Regions from separate parts of the Mus musculus genome. Here region 2 is linked to region 1. A link is a loop called in an ENCODE intact Hi-C map of the cell type or tissue named here. Cell type or tissue: heart. All regions are shown on one strand.

Region 1 (8,000 bases):
CGTAGAAACTGGAACAGTTATCTTACGATAGTACAGTTTTCTCAGTATGAATTTAATTTCTCTGAACCTCACTTTCCTTGTGTTGTAGTCTGCTTCCTATTACAGCCATAAAACACCATGACCAAAAGCAACTTGGGAAAGAAAAGACTCACTTGGTATATATTTCTTAATCACAGTGCATCCCTGAGGAAGTCAGGGCAGAAACTCAGGCCAGGCAGTAAGCCACAGGTAGGAACGGAAGCACAAACCACGGAGGAAGAGTACTTACTAGCTGAATCTCTGCTTCTGCTCAGCTAGCTTCCATGGACATCCCAGGATCAGCTGCCCAGGGGTGGCACAGTCCACAGTAGACTAGGCCTCGTCAACTAATTAGCAATCAAGAAAATGCCCCATAGTCATTCTCATAGGCCAATGATAGGAAGTTTCCCAATTGATGGTCCCTCTTCCTGTGGATGTCAAGTTGATAGAACAGAATAGTGCTCACACCTTGTTAATAAACTGATACATTTATCTTACTGAACACAGATGCCTACCAAACAGATGCTGATGGGGGCCAAAGGGGTGAGATCTATACAAGGGACTAATTTAGAAGGTGATATGGTATTCTGGAAATGTAAGGAGTTCCAACTGCCAAGCCAGCCAAAGGGGCTCTGTGCACGGCACTTCCTGACCTCTTGTTGAGCTGCTACATGTCAACAGATGACTCCAGTTCAACCCTTACCCAAGCTAAGTGCTAATTTAGATTTAAACTGCTCCCAATTCACAATTAGAATTCAAGTCCTGGAACTCCATTAGAGATGCATAAGGCTACATTTTTCTTCACTGAAATTAATCAGCTGCAAATGATTAAATTACTATATATAGTGGGAAGCACAACAAAGCTGTAATTTTTATATAAATTCCAGAATGTTCCATTCTTTCCCCTTCGGCGCTGACACTGGACTCTTCCCTCCATAGTTGCTTTGCCTTCTGTAAAATAAAAATTAAAAAAAAAACCATCGCTCTTCAAGCGTTTCAGAGTCCGTGTTTAATATTTAATATGATTACTATTTACAGTTTGTTGTGGGCTTGTCTGCTAATTGTGGCGTTAAGCCACACCCCTCCATCATCTTTGGGGGCTGAGAGATGTCGGTTCAGAACATTGTGGGAGAAAGTATCAATTAAAATTCAGCTCCATTGGGCACATGAGTCTTTTCTGTTGTTTGTTTGTGATGCCCCGCATCTCTGGAGGCAATAGTTACCCTTGCTACCCCACTAATTGCAAGAATAGATGGAGGTTCTGCAAGTTTTCTCTGCAAGGATGTAGCTAGCCTGTGGTGAAATTACAGTCTGGCGCCTGGCTCAACTGGTAAGTGTGTGTGTGTGTCTGTCTGTAAGAGAGAGAGAGATAGAGAGATAGAGACAGAGACAGAGACACAGAGAGGCACGGAGACACAGAGAGACAGACAGAGACAGAGACAGAGAGGGTGAGGGGTCAATCTTGATCATGTGTCCCTCTGGAGCGTGCAATGAGCCGATGGAGTGAAGCATGGACTTAGGGTAGACCTTGGACTAGCTGAGGGTGACCACTGATTAGAGGTAGCAAAACAGTTACCTCATCTGGCTACTACCTTGTCAGAATGCTGAGCTGAGAGTCAGAAAACATGACATTGTCACCCACTGTGCCCGGGCACTGGCATAATTGACCTCTGAGTCTTAGCGTTCTAATGTATACCCACTCAGTTCTTCCCCCCTTGTTTTTCTCATGAAAAATTCCCAAATTCATGACCACCCCTTAACCAAGAGCTTGGCATCCATGATTAAACTTGGCCACACTGGAAGCTGACTGGGTAATCCCTGTTTTGGGGTGTACACAGCATGGCATGTTCCCACCCCAAGAGCTCACAACTTAGGAGCTATCTGCTCATGTCCCTCTCGGCCTCAGCCAATCTGACTTTATAACATTCCTGTGTGCTCCTCAGCTCTTTCTCCACTCTCACTGTGACCAAGTTCTCTCTTTGATGTTCAGGAAGTGTGGCTCCTGAATATCTTAATGGCCAGCTATCCAAGGCTAGGAACCAACCATTGCCACTTATGTTGAATGATCCTCCCAGAATTAGGAGGGCCTCTCAATCAAATCACACACGCTCTGTTGGCTAAGGAAGACATGCCTATGAAAGAGGCATTCACTCTGTCCACTGCATAAGAGGACAAACAGGTGGAGGTGGGATTGGACCCCATACTTCTGTTTAACCCGTATCATCATCAGAGCACCAAGTTTTAGTTATGGTGACACTTCTGTAGTGGTTGGTCACTAGCCACTACCAAAGAGTCCTGTGTTCCTGTTACCAGGCTCCTCCCTCGAGTCACTAGGACTCCATGACAGTCCAACAAAGGAGGTTACCAGAAGCGTGTACCCACACTAGGCCAGTTTTCTTTCTGATTGGCTGCATTCCTGTGCTGTTGGCTGGTTAATTTGAAGATCATCTGGTCCTTCAGGCTCACCAGTCTCACAGATAGCTTTCAGCTAGCCGCTTCAAAGGTCTCAAAAAGCACACTGAGACTTTTTCAAAGGTTACTTCCGACCCAGAGTCCTATCAGTCGATCACTTTCCTTGATGAACTCAGTCAGGGAGTTCCAGCTTGGAGATCCATGCTTTACCTTCTCCCTGATGCTTTCGGAAAAGAAGGCCGCCTGGCCTGCATCACTGTCGTTCATGGCCAGGAGCTACGCTAAGAGCTAGGTGCAACAGATGTGGGGTAAGTTAGCACACTAGGAAGAGGCAGGGCTACGATGGAAATGTAGGTGGAATGAACACACACACACACACACACACACACACACACACACACACACACACACACACACACACACACGTCAATCCCTCTGGAGCATAGTCTCACATGGGGAGAACTTTGTTGTTGTTGCTGTTGTTTCTATGTGATTCTCACTACTGTGATTATTCAGGAGATGTGTGTATGAGAGAGAAAAAGGATAAAAGAATAGATGAGAGAGGAAGAGAGGGGAAGGAGGGAGAGGAGAGCTACCAGGCAAGAGAGAAGGAGAGAGAGAGAGAGAGAGAGAGAGAGAGAGAGAGAGAGAGGCAGTCCTGCCAGTGCATACATTTCCTTCTGACCATCTGCATTGGTTTTTATTATGTCAAATATTTAATTTATTTTTGATCATGTATCCGGGTATGGGTATGTGCACATGTATGCAGGTGTCTAAAGATCCCAGAAGAGGGAGTCAGTCTCCCAGAGCTGGAGTCACAGGCAAGGTGACCCACCTGGTGTGGGTGTTGAGAAATGAAAGAGCAGCAAGTGCTTATGCTGAGGTATCTGCAGTCCGTGACTCCTTCCTCCACCTGTATGGGGTCGGCAACGCTGTGTTTTAGGGCTGGGATTCATTTCAGTCAGAATCTACACTATTGAGTGCAACTGCATCTGGTGCTTGGCTGAGGCGTCTAGATCACATGTTGAGAAAAAAGTGTAAGAATCAGAAAGAAAAAGTTGCTGGATGCAGGCAGGGGTGGACTCTGCCAGCTTCTCTGCGCAGATTAGATGTCTCTATCCTTCCTTCAAACACCCTCCTTCCCTCTCTCTTTCCCTTCCCTCCCCTCCCCCTCTCCCTTCTCTCCCTCCCTCTCGCCCTGTTCCCGCCCTTCCTCTCTCTCCCTCCCTCCCTTTTCTTTCTTCCTTCTCATACCCTTTTCCACTCCCTCCTTCTTCCACACCCCTCCCATCACTCCTCCCTCTGTCCCTTCTCTTTCTTTCATCTTCTCAGTGCCTTTCCTGACTCTTTGTCCCTCTTTCCCTGAGGTGGAGAAGGGAAAAGGGAGGAAGTCTCTTGTCTCACTCACTCATTCCCTCCCTCCCATTTTTCTCATGATTAGTTATCCCAAATACATGACCACCCCTGTCACCAAGAAGACCACCCCTTCCTTTCCACACCTTTCCTTTCCCTTTCGTCTTCTTCTCCCCGACTCTTCTTTCTCTCTGCCCCACTACCATCACTACATAAAAATGGACTGAAGACCTACTGAAATAAACAAGAGAGATAACACCAAAAGTCTAGAACATTCCCTAGCTCCCAAGGTTGGTGGGCTTGGATAGAACATGAACGTTCTGGTGGGATCCAATGGTTTCCCTGCCTCTCCTTTGGAATGCTTCTCTTAGGAGCAGGTAGTTTTACATTTTGAAACAAAGTTGAAATGATCCCATGTGTGGTCTCTTTAAGGGTTTTTTTCCTGGCTGGACTAAGGCTGTGCCCTGGCTGTGCTCAGCGCAGCGCATTTCCTGAGGGTGGGAGTCTGTGTGCTGTGTAGATATGGGGTGGAATGCACACTAAGCATCTGTCGTCAATTCTGATAAGTTGGTTACCCTGGCTTGTGGGCCTCCACACTCCCCTTTTCTAAATTGACCTAAACACCGATCTGCTCTCTGCCGGACACCTTCTTTATTAAAAAATCCCTTGGCCAGAGGATACCGAGAGAATGGAAAGTCCCTCCTCGCTTTTGAAATAAAAATTTAATTTACCACCAAGACTTGGTTAAGTCTTGGTGAATGTAGCTCTAATCCAATCCAGAAATGCTCGAAAGAGAAGCTAATTTGAATTTTGATTTTGGCCAGATAACGGAATTAGAGAGAGAAAAAGTATATATTCCTGTTACCATCGAGTTTCTCAAACACTGTTTATGCTGCTGTGTGAAGAACTGAACTGTGGGGCCAGAGACTTGAGGGCAGAGAGTCTGAGTTTCAGCGTTTTCTTCTAAGTGTCCTTTCTTCACCGGGGAACCCGTGTTTCCTCTACCCTCTGTCATGGCCAGGCCTTGCACCCACCTTCGGACAAACAGCAAAGCATCCGGAGATTCTTCAGCCTGCAAGGTGAAAGGCTGCTGGGATGGCAGACATTGCCATTGCGCCACCTGCTGGAAGATGGAAGAAACAAACTTAAGGTTAGGCAATAATTGCGCAATCGTGATTACCTTTTAATCATTCTCGTTTTATATTATTAGAAAAGTTGCACAGGTTTGTTTAAGACGATATATAACGTTAATGTAAGCGAAAAAAGCATAAAGTCACCAATAATCCTTCCAACCAGAGATGACCATGTGTTCATGTCTCACAAATAAAATGTTCCAAGGTTTGCTTTTTAAAATTTAATGACTTAAATATTTTTCAAGTTATTAGCTATGATATGTAGATGACTTTTTAAAGCGATGCTGAGACCTCTTTACCGTAATTGTAGGGTCTCTAACTACCTGTTAGCCAGGGCTCTGCTGTATGTGGCAACTGCATGAAGCATCTCCTTCCAGCCTCACTCTCTCCAAGCAGAAACCGGAGATCCCCCTGGGAGCTCCAGTCGCTCGCTCTTCCTAATGGACTCTGTCAGTCCTGCAGGGGAAGACAGAACAATCTACACTGTGTGGAGAGAAGCACAAGGAAGAAGAGAGAGCAAGCTAGTGCACCTCGTGTGTTGACACTATTTAAAAAAAAAAGTGAGCAGTCACAGCCACCTGCTTCCCAACTCAGCTGGGTTGTGGCTGTCTATGAAGAAAGCAATTTCTCCAACTGCTCAACACATCGGAGGGTCGGTGGTGTAAGTTTGTGTTGCCACGGACCGCCGGAGCTCAGTAGGTGCCCCGGTGGGCCAGCTTGGGTACCCGAGTGGCATCCTTACCTTTCAAATGTTCTCTCCCTGCAACAGATGATTGACCGGTAGCCACACTACTCCGAATGCTGGTATTTCCTGAGGACTCGCCAGCTGCAATAAAGAAGAAAGAATAGAAAGCTGTATGAACAGAGGTGTTGGAGGGAGCTGTGCACTGCAGACCACACATTGTTTAAAGTGGGCAAACCCTGTTTTGTGGAGTATATTCTGATTTTGGTGGATCTTTTTCCAATGAAGTTCTTACTCAAACATCATTTTCTACGTTGATGACATTTGAAAATGTTAAAAATAAGACGGTTTTAAATTTTTTTATTTATTTTTAAAAGTTTGAAAAAATTAGGTGTATGCCACATGAGTGTGGGTGCTTCTGAAGGCTCACTTAAAAAGGTTGTCGGATGCCCGAGAGCTGTAGTAACAGGTGGTTGTAAACTGTCTGATATGGGTGCTAGCAACTGAACTCTGGTCCTCTGGAGGAGCAGCAAGTCTGAACCATGTCTCCAGCTCCCAGGGTTGGTTACTCTTCCATGTTAGGTATTGGATTCCCACATCAGAATGCCATGGAGGCTCCTCATTAGACACAGTTGTTATTAAACAGATCCAGCCTGCTCGGAGGAACCACCCCTGAGAGATTGGTTCTCTTGGGAGGCGCTAACAGATTCAACCTTTCTACAGGGCTTAAAGCATAACACATGGTTTCCTTTTTCAATCTAATATTTTAAGCCTGGTTTTAATTGAGTGTAAACGTGTGTGCCTCGCTGCCCATGTCTGTGAGCACACTCAGCAGTGGTTCTCAAGTGTAAGTGTGGTTGTAATCGTCTGCAGGGCTTGGTACATGTGGTTTCTAATAAGTCAGCTTTTGGTGAGACCTATGGATTTGCACGTCTACCACGTTCCTGGGATGCTGACACTGCGGTCTGGAGACTTCAGGAGCTGCTGGGCTACAGAATGGAAACAGAGATTAACATCTGCATCTTAGTTTATTTTAGCTGAATCCCACGGTCATTGCATGAGGTAGGTAAGAGCTATCATGGATTTATTGGCTATTTTGACACAAGAACTGAGGCTCGGGGAGAGGAAATGACTTACCAGATTCATGGTTACAACTTGCAGGAAATAAAAACAAACCTCAAACCTGGCGCCAGGGCCTTTTGCAAGACAGTGTGCTTTTTGGGTAAAAGTGAAATTCAATAGTAAGGAAGAGAGAAATAGGGTGTGTGTCGGAGAATGGGAGGCAGTTCAAGGCAAGACGGGGTGGGGGTGGGCCAGAAGAATGAGAGAAAAATCTAAAACAAAAATGCCAAAAAGGGAATAGTTCAGGAAGACTGCTGTGGGCGTGGCCTTGGTCAAACCCGAATTCGCTCCATTTCTGCTGCTCCACAGTTCTTAAACTAAAGAGTACTTTAAAATATCTCTAATTCACACTCAGAACACAGATTGCAATGCTTAACTTGAAAGGTCATTGCTATTAATTAGTGAGAGAGTGTGTTAGCTGCTATGGTTTGAGTAGGAAGCGTCCGTACCGGAGGCTCCCAGGGGTAACAGGAAGTGACTAGATCTGAGAGCACTGACCTCATCAGGTGATTGACAACGTGACTCGTGCATTGCTGAATATGCTATTAGTAAGTGGGGCCTCATTGTAGAAAGTGAATGGTCAGGTGTGTACCTTTAAGGAGTATGTCTTACCTCTAGATTATTCTACCTTTGCTTCTGACTGCTATGATGTGAACAACCATGCCCTTCTGACATGACACCCTTGCCCCCAACCCCCGAATTTGCCAGCTAACCATGAACTGAAATCTCTGAAACTGTGAGCCCAGATAGATCTCTGTTTCTTATAGTTTTGGTTGTGAGCCTATCCTTTAACAGCCGAGCCATCTCTCCAGCCCGATCTCTGTTTCTTTAACCTGTTTTCCTCATGCATTTTGTCACATGGGGAACACAACTTTTAATCAAGATCATGGCCCATGGTAGACTCCACATAAATGTTTAGTTCCACCATGTCCCTGATAACCTTTCAGAGTTTAGATGCTGTATCCGTGATAGGGAGACTGCATTGCAGTAACTGATGATCTCTTTAGGCGGCTCATAAAATACAGGCTCTTTTTCCCCCCTCACATGACAATTTGAAGTAAATTCTCTAAAGTTATATTCTCAGCTGGTTTGACAGGCAGCTCTTGTGAACACAGACTCTCCAGGGCCCAATTGGATGGTCTCCATTGGCTAAGAAGGGCCAAATGATGAAGGGCCCATTCCTCTCTCACCACATAAACACTAGAACCAGGAAAAACCATGTGGGCCTGCGCATCAATTGCTGAAAAGATAACAGATTCTGTAAGGAGAGTTAGGGAGAT
Region 2 (8,000 bases), 60 kb before region 1:
CTTCTTCTTCTTCTTCTTCTTCTTCTTCTTCTTCTTCTTCTTCTTCTTCTTCTTCTTCTTCTTCTTCTTCTTCTTCTTCCTCTTCCTCTTCCTCTTCCTCTTCCTCTTCCTCTTCTTCTTCTTCTTCTTTTCTTCTCTACTTTCTTCTTGTCTGCAGTCAAGATCTTCAGGGGGTATCCCTCAGTCAAAACTGATTTTTATTAATTTTGTAGAATCCATAGTTTTTCTTGTCCTATTGAAATAGGAGCATATTCTCTTCCCCAGAGCAACGCATTTCCTGGCTTCCATTCACATTTATATTTATCACAACAAAATTCGGCAGTCATTTCTAAAATCCAGTGCATTTCAGCACCTGTGTTGTCTCATTGGCATTTCTAAAAATTAAAGTCAATTAAGCATTATTTAAAAAAAATCATTGGAAAAAAATCATTGGGAGATTCCATACCCCACTTTTGAGCATTTCCTTTAAAGTCATGCTAGGTCTCTCTACAATTGCTTGACCTTTAGGATTGTAAGATATATCTGCAACATGTTATGCGTCATACCAACTAAAAAGCTGTCGTATTCTAAAGGAAGCATATGCTGAAACATTATCAGTTTCAACTGTAAAGGCATCTCCAGTAATGCCACCACCTCTAATAAATGTGCGTTTTCAGAATCATCCTTTTTAGAACTTAAGGCAGAAGCCCTTTGGAATTCTGAGCATGTATCCATTGTATGATGTATCAATACGTGTACATAGTTAAACATTTAAAACTCTATAAAAACAAACCTATAAGCTACTGTATACCATTTCTCTAAGGTAGTATCATTAGGCAGAATCTGGATTTTTAATTCAGCATATTGCATCTCTGTGGCTTGCCACTCAAATTCCTCAGGCCTCTGTGGATTTTTCTCAACTGGAACTACCATTTGCTGTTGTTACTGTGGGTTCCAGATCGGATTCTTCTGAAGGTTCTTTATTCTGATTTTAAAAATCCTCCACCTCTGCTCTATGGCCTCCAATCTAGCACTTACTTTTTTAGTCTTTTCCTTCTCTAAGCCTGCTTTGTTCTGACCTCTCTTTAAAAGGCTATAAAACTGCAGTCATTACTGGAAAAACGATTATCTGTATGCTGATAACAAAACAAAATCATAGGGGGTCCAGATGCATTGCGTTTTCCAGTTTAACACTGAAAATATGTTTCTTTTTAATCTCTAAAGGACTCCACTTTATTTTTAAAGTAAATATTTCTTCCTATAACTTTTTATACCTAGTTTCTTTTCCCTTTTATTGTTTTCAAACTTAATACCTTACCAGTTCAGAAGTTTGGACTTTTCAGTCACACTGAGGCTCCAGGAGAATGTGCAGGGGCCACATGCCTATGGTGGCTAACTCTGCTCCCTTAGCTCGGTCTAACAGGCTGCTTGCTCTCGGTTCCACCCCATTCCTCTGGGTCCCTTTATCTAGGAAGTTGTAGGCTTTTCCTGTGTGGACCAAATTGGCCACTCTCTTTAACGCACTTTTCGACCCTTTGTCTGGAACTAAGCTATGCTTGGGAAAGCCACAGTTACTATGGCCTCCTGTTCAGGTCTGAGAGAGACCATGGGGCAGCTCAGCACCAGCCACCTGGGTTAGTTCATGGGCCTCCTCTCACGCTCTTAAAAAGAATTAGTGGGGCTGGTGAGATGGCTCAGCGGTTAAGAGCACAGACTGCTCTTCCAAAGGTCCTGAGTTCAAATCCCAGCAACCACATGGTGGCTCACAACCATCCATAACGAAATCTGATGCCCTCTTCTGGAGTGTCTGAAGACAGCTACAGTGTACTTACATACAATAAAATAAATAAATAAATATTTAAAAAAAGAAGAAGAAGTTTCCTTCTGCCCACCTAGGAACATGTTTATTTGTACTTTTTTCTAAGCTTGGATTCTGCGCTCAATGGTAGATGCCATTTGTAACTGCAGGACTTTTCACCAGCACCCAGGTTCCTGAAATAACGACTCTGAGACTCAATTATTGAGTGGCACATGGCTGGTTACTTTTTCTCAGTTTCAGGCGACCATCTCTATCAGCATTCAGAGTTAATCTCTTCCTCACCTGACTGTATCTCAGAAACCTCTCTCCCTTCAGGAACTCCCACATTCTATTTCCTACCTCAGCTCATTGGCCAATCAGCCTTTTATTGACAGATGATGCTTCCACTCAGTACCCAAGAGATTCTCTTTTGCACCTTACAGCAGTTTACAGCTATTTGTAACACTGGTTTCAGGGGATCTAACGCCCTGTACTGAACTCAGTGGGCACCAGGCATGCATGTACATACATGCAGGCAAAATATCTAAACACATAAAATAAAGATAAATAAATCTTTTTTTAAGTTGTAGAAAACCAAGAATGCTGAGTTTTGAGTATTTAAGACTACCATTTATTTCATTTTATGTGTACTTAGTTTTTAGTAGTCACATTTAATAACAAGTTGGTAAAAAGTTCTGAAAGTATAATAGGTCTTATGAGTTCCGATTTTCTGAAGGGAAATAGGAACATTTCTCTAGTGCAGGCTGGATAGACAAAGGCATAGTTGTCGATTCAGTTCGAGATGGAATGGCATCAGAGTGTGGGAGGCCAAAGAGAGGCAAAGAGCCAAGGAGCTGAATAGAAGATCTCTTGAAAGAGAAGTCTCCTAGAGGAGCCTCCACCCAGACTCTGAGCAGAGACACAGAGGGAGACTCCAGGTTGCCCTTGCTTCAGTCTAGCAACTTTAGGCCACTGTCCTAGTGTAAATAAGCCATCCCAGCCCTTGAAAGGGAGAGGTTGGAGGGTTGTGAGTTTGAGGCCAGCCTGGACTATGTGAAGAACTCTAGGCTGACCTTAGTATATAGTGATACCCTGTCCAGAAAACAACAACAACAACAAGAAGCAACCGAGCTGAAAGACCTCTACATACATCTGCTTTGCTAAAGGACCTTCTGAATGATGGGACTCAGACAAATATGAACACTTCCTTACCCACAGTGTAGCCAACAAAGAAAGGGACTCTGCTGAGGTGGGTGGTGAGGCTGGCCATCCATCCGTTGTTTTAATATGTCATTGCGTGCTGTCAAAACTATACTGGGTACAAAAATAACATTGCTTCATCATGGGGTGATTTTGAATCTGACTGGCTTCCAGTTCTTAGTCTCACTGATTCAGCGGAGTGTGAAGCCTGCATCTCATTCAGCTTTTCTTACCTAACTGTTCACCCTTGAATGTGATTAAAAGAAGTGTTTGGTTTTTGCATCTGGTTCTTTCATTTTTTTCTTTTCACGCCTTCTGCCTCACTCCTGCATCTGTGAACAGTTTGTGACTTTATTGATCCTGGATGCTCTCACCTGTAGACGTGGTTAGGACACTGGGGTGATGTGACCCTGTTGTACATGGTCTCATTCTTCAGCAGGCTAGTCTGAACTTGTTCTCACGGTAAAGGGAGGATCTATGAGACAAGCAGGTTCATAGGGCCTCTCAGGACCCAGCTTTGGGATTTTTACAGGATTCCTTCCACTGTCCCTCTGCTCAAAGTATGTTATAAGACCTGTGATGGCTATTCTTGGTCATCAATTTGACTATACCTGGAACTAACTAAAACTCAAGCTGGGTACACCTGTGAGTAATTTTTTCTTAATTAAAGTACTTAAGGTGAGAAGACCAAATATTAATCAGGATCTTTTGAGGTGGGAAGATCTGTCCTTAATCTGGGCCACACCTCCTGCTGGCATATAAAGGATTTGGAAGAAGAAAGTTTCCTCCTTGCTTGCTTGCTCTCATTCTTGTTGGCAAGTCCATTCCTCCACTGGCATAGAGCCTACTTCTTCAGGATTCTAGCATACACTAAAGACCAGCTGAGATATCCAGCTGCATATCTAGTCCGTTGAATACTGACCAACTACTGGATTCTTGGACCTTCCATCAATAGATAGCCATTGTTGGATGAGGCTAGAGCACAGCCTATAAGACATTCTAAAAAGTCATATATATATATACACACACACATATATATATGCTATTAATTCATTATATTCAATATGTATATACATACACATATATATGTACACACACACACACACATGCACACACACTCGTGCACACACATTCTATCAGTTCTGTTTCTCTAAAAACCCTGACTAATACAAGGCCTGCCCAGAGTTAGGGAGATGGAGAATAGGAGATGATAAGGCGAGGGACATGAATATAAGAGACCATTAATCATTACCATTAATGAATCATCCTCTACAGAGCCACCTGTTTTTGAACACACATAACTCTAGACAATCCTCCCATGACCCCAATTTTCTCTGTTAACCTGCCCCCCTCCATTTCTCTATGCCTCACTGGTCATTTGGGTCTTTGGGGTCTCTTTCCTTTGAAGTTATAAATTTAACTTCTTACCAAGTCTTGCTGAAGATGAACTATCCACGGAAGGTCCCTGTTAGAATGACACAGACCCCAGAGGAGTATGCATTTGGAATTTGATTATCCCAAGGGTGTGTGACTTACTATGTCAATGCTTCCAGGAGCACCCCCTCCCCCTCTGAGTCTCTTCTTTGCTCCTTGGAAACCACAGTCTTCTGGTTTCCCTCCCACTTCCTGGTCCTTATAGACTCATTCTCCCTGCAGCGCCCAACTTTGCCGACCTGCCTTTGGTTGGCTCTTCCCACCAGCAGACCCAATCTCCACCCTCAAAAGGCAAAATTTTATAGAGATGCAGAATATGTTTCCTACAGCAAGGAGGGACCAAAAGTGGGATGACCCGGAAGAGAAGTAAGCTTGATGCAGGGGGTTGAGGTATGCTATCTATTTGTGAGGTGACTTTGGACACACCTGGAGAGAAGTAGACAGGTCAAGTGGGGAAAATGAGTGATGACAGGGCAGAGTTGATTAGCCAGACGGTCACCACTTGGGGGCACCAGGAGATCAGCCCCAGTGGGGTCTCCTGAGCTGGGATGGGGCACACTTCATTTGTCCCTTGAGAAGCCAGGAAAACAGTGCTAGTTATTCAGTTGCCTCATCCATCACGATGAGGACAATTAGCCTGCCATTTCCAGTTCACACCAGGCTCAATCTGAGGAAACCCCTCGGACAGTGTCTTAGATAATTCCTTTGGCATAACAAAGTATCTGAAGATGAGAATTTGTAAAGAAAAGCAGCTCACAGTTCTCATGATTCTGGTAGCTGAAGTGTCTGAACAATAAGGTTTCTGGCATGTGGTGAGCTTCCTCCCACCTTGGCCTCGTCACAATGTTGTAGAAAAAAAAAAAATGGAAAGAAAAATAGACAGCGGCGTGCAGAAGAGACCATATGACGAGCCAGGAAACCAGAGATGGGAAGAGCAGTGCTCTCAACAGCTCCGGCCGTTCTCTCATGGGTTCTCGCCTGAGTGTGTAGAAGCCACCTTAAAGGTGATACATCTGACACTAGCTGATTACCTTTTCTGTCCTGCCCCAGGCTCTCTTATTTGCAGTGCTTGGTTCAGGTAGGGCTCCACCAGCAAGAGATTGCAGAGAGGCAGGTTCAGAGAGCTCTGGTCTCTTAACTCTGGTGATTGGCTTGGGGTTAGACACACAACTCAGGCCTGGCTAATAAGAGTATCACACTGTCTGCTTACAGGGTTCCCAGTCATTAAGACGGTTCTAAGAGAGTGGCGTTATGGGCTTTTTGTGTCTGGGACCTAGCTCTCCCTCTGGGCATTTAGTGCCTTTCTGTTGAGTAAATGAACATAAAATATTACTTGACAGGGCTTGAATACTGGATATTCAAATAATTCATGTATTGAGTACTTTAAAAATATTTAATCATCTGAGTGCATTAAAAATGTTTCCCCAACGCTTTCTAAAAAATTACTACTTTCACTATTAACAGGATTTCAGAACCAACCAGCCCTGCACAGACAGACATAGTAATCACCTCCAAACCCAGATTTGTGAGACTTAACCATATTTGTAGAGATGTAGAATAGACTCTGGTCTTTCTTATTTTTGCCGTGTGCCTTTTTAAGGGAATCCAGCGAAGGGTGTTTGCTAATTACACTAAGTTACTCCTTAATCCTTCTGACCCTGAGTGGACTCCAGAAATAACAGGCCTGACATCATGGAAAGTCGTACTGTGCCCGCACAATCCCTCTCTCTCCTTTCTTCACTCAGCCTCTTTGCTGCATTTGAAAAGCATTTGAGTCTGGTTGCCCAGCTAAACGATTCACTCTGCTCATGTGATGCCATCTTCTCAGACTGCCTTAGCTTTAGATATATATTCTCCAGACCATTGTCTAAACCCTCACCCTACCCTACCTAACCTACCCTTCCCTGTAGAGCTTATCAAACCCTTTCCTAGTGCCCTCTGGCCTTTAAAGGGACAAAGTCAATCAGTCATTTGAAAAGTGTTAAGTCTTTGATTTGCTTTTTCATCCACTCAAGGTCATGTATGTAAACTAATTTCTTCAGATCTCTCTTCACCCAAGTCTTGCTTTTTCCCTCAAAATATAGTTTTATGACTTCACTAGTGTGACATGTTCATTTTCAAAAACTAAATAAGGTATAGAAAAGTATAAAGAGAAAAGTTATTTTTTGTCATTAAGCTAGAGTCATCTGGGAAGAGGGAACCTCAACTGAGAAAAAATCTCCATCAGATTAATTAGCCTGGAGGCAAGTCCTCGGGTTTTGTTTTGTTTTTGGTCTTTTCCTTTTTTTTTTGTTTTTGATTAATGATTGATGAGGACTCGGCCTACTGTGGGTGGTATCAATCACAGGCAAGCAACCCTGAGTTGTGGGAAAAAAAAATTTAAAAAAAGCAAACCGAGCAAGCCATGAGCAACCCAGTCAACAGTGTCCTCCAAGGCCTTTGCTTCGGCTTCTGCTTGCAAGTCCTTCCTTGAGTCTCTGCCTTGCCTTCCTTTCATGGTTTACTGTAAACTGTTAGCAGAAATAAACCCTTTCCTCCTCAGGCTGCTTTCAGCCATGGTCCATGGTGTTTATTATTACATCAGCAGAAAACCAACTAGAATGTTGTTACTAAGGCCACGCAGACCGCCTTCATTAAGCAATTGCTATTCAACAAACAAAACAACAAAAAGCCAGACATGGTGTCATATACCTTGAATTCCAACACTTGAGAGGTAGAGGCAGGCAGCCTATGAATTAGAGGCTAGCCTGGTCTATACACATCAAGTTCCAGACCATCCAGGGATAGACAGGAAACCATGTCTTTAAGTAAATAGTCTTAGTCTATTTCACATTAAAGAAAGTTTTTCTTTAAAATACCTCCATGGACATAGAACTTGCTTAAAGAAAGGCATACTGTGGGAACTTTTAAAAAACAACAATTCTTACTTATGTGAGTCTCTGTGTTCACAGGTGTGCAGATTCAGATAGGCACTTGCAAGTGTGCATATGTATGTGCTCATTTGCATATGCATGTGTATTTGCATGTGCGCATATGCATGCGGAGGACAGCAGCCAACATCAGGTGTCCCCTTTATTCACTCTCCGACATATTTTTTTCAGACAAGGTCTTTGTCTCAACCTAGCACTCACAGATCTGCCTGGTCTGACTGACCGGCAAGCCCCAGGGCGCCTCCTGTCTTAACCATGCCAGAGCTGGGATTGCCGATGGATTTTATGGCCCCAGCTTTTTTGTGTGTGGCTGCTGGGGATCTGAATTCGCGTTCTCAGGCTCGTACAGCAAGCATTTGACTGACTGAGCCATCTCCCCAGCGCCCCCAAAATCTTCTAAAAGGTTCCATCTCTCCTCTGCCTTCTTCAGTTCTGCCCTTTCTAGATAAGAAATCTTCTGAGAGTTTCTGGCATGCGGAGATTATAACGTTTTCGTATTTTAAGTCTTTTTCTGCCAGGTGGTGATTTAAAATAGAATTGGAAACTGCTGCGCCTTCTGCACTTGTCTGTGCCTGATTGCCAGAGCAGCACCTTAGCGACCTGCCTCAATGCTGTGGCAAGGGAGGCGTTACCCAGACACGTGAGAACGTCTGTGCTCG

What was found. A loop is a pair of places that touch in the nucleus more often than their neighbours do. Peaks named below come from ENCODE experiments on the same cell type or tissue, not always from the same donor. Only the 100,000 strongest peaks of a DNase experiment are listed, where the experiment ranks them.
Region 2: a loop joins it to region 1, with 9 times the contacts of the local background. A loop is called at or near these places in 15 of 42 quality-filtered maps.

Annotation. Positions count from the first base shown.
Region 1 is chr2:105,423,358-105,431,357 of GRCm38, forward strand. It overlaps Gm39900 (a long non-coding RNA gene), which reads left to right and starts at 6,011. Exons shown (of 3, transcript XR_866615.1): 1 at 6,011-6,660. In heart, a CTCF peak has its summit at 4,907 (motif pointing left); no DNase peak of the experiment used is centred here; H3K4me3 peaks cover 748 bases; H3K27ac peaks cover 1,177 bases.
Region 2 is chr2:105,362,906-105,370,905 of GRCm38, forward strand. The region is part of intron 3 of Them7 (thioesterase superfamily member 7); the gene reads left to right. Among named protein-coding and RNA genes, the nearest start is that of Rcn1, 32 kb to the right of the region's middle. In heart, a CTCF peak has its summit at 4,909 (motif pointing right); no DNase peak of the experiment used is centred here; H3K4me3 peaks cover 576 bases; H3K27ac peaks cover 316 bases; H3K27me3 peaks cover 392 bases.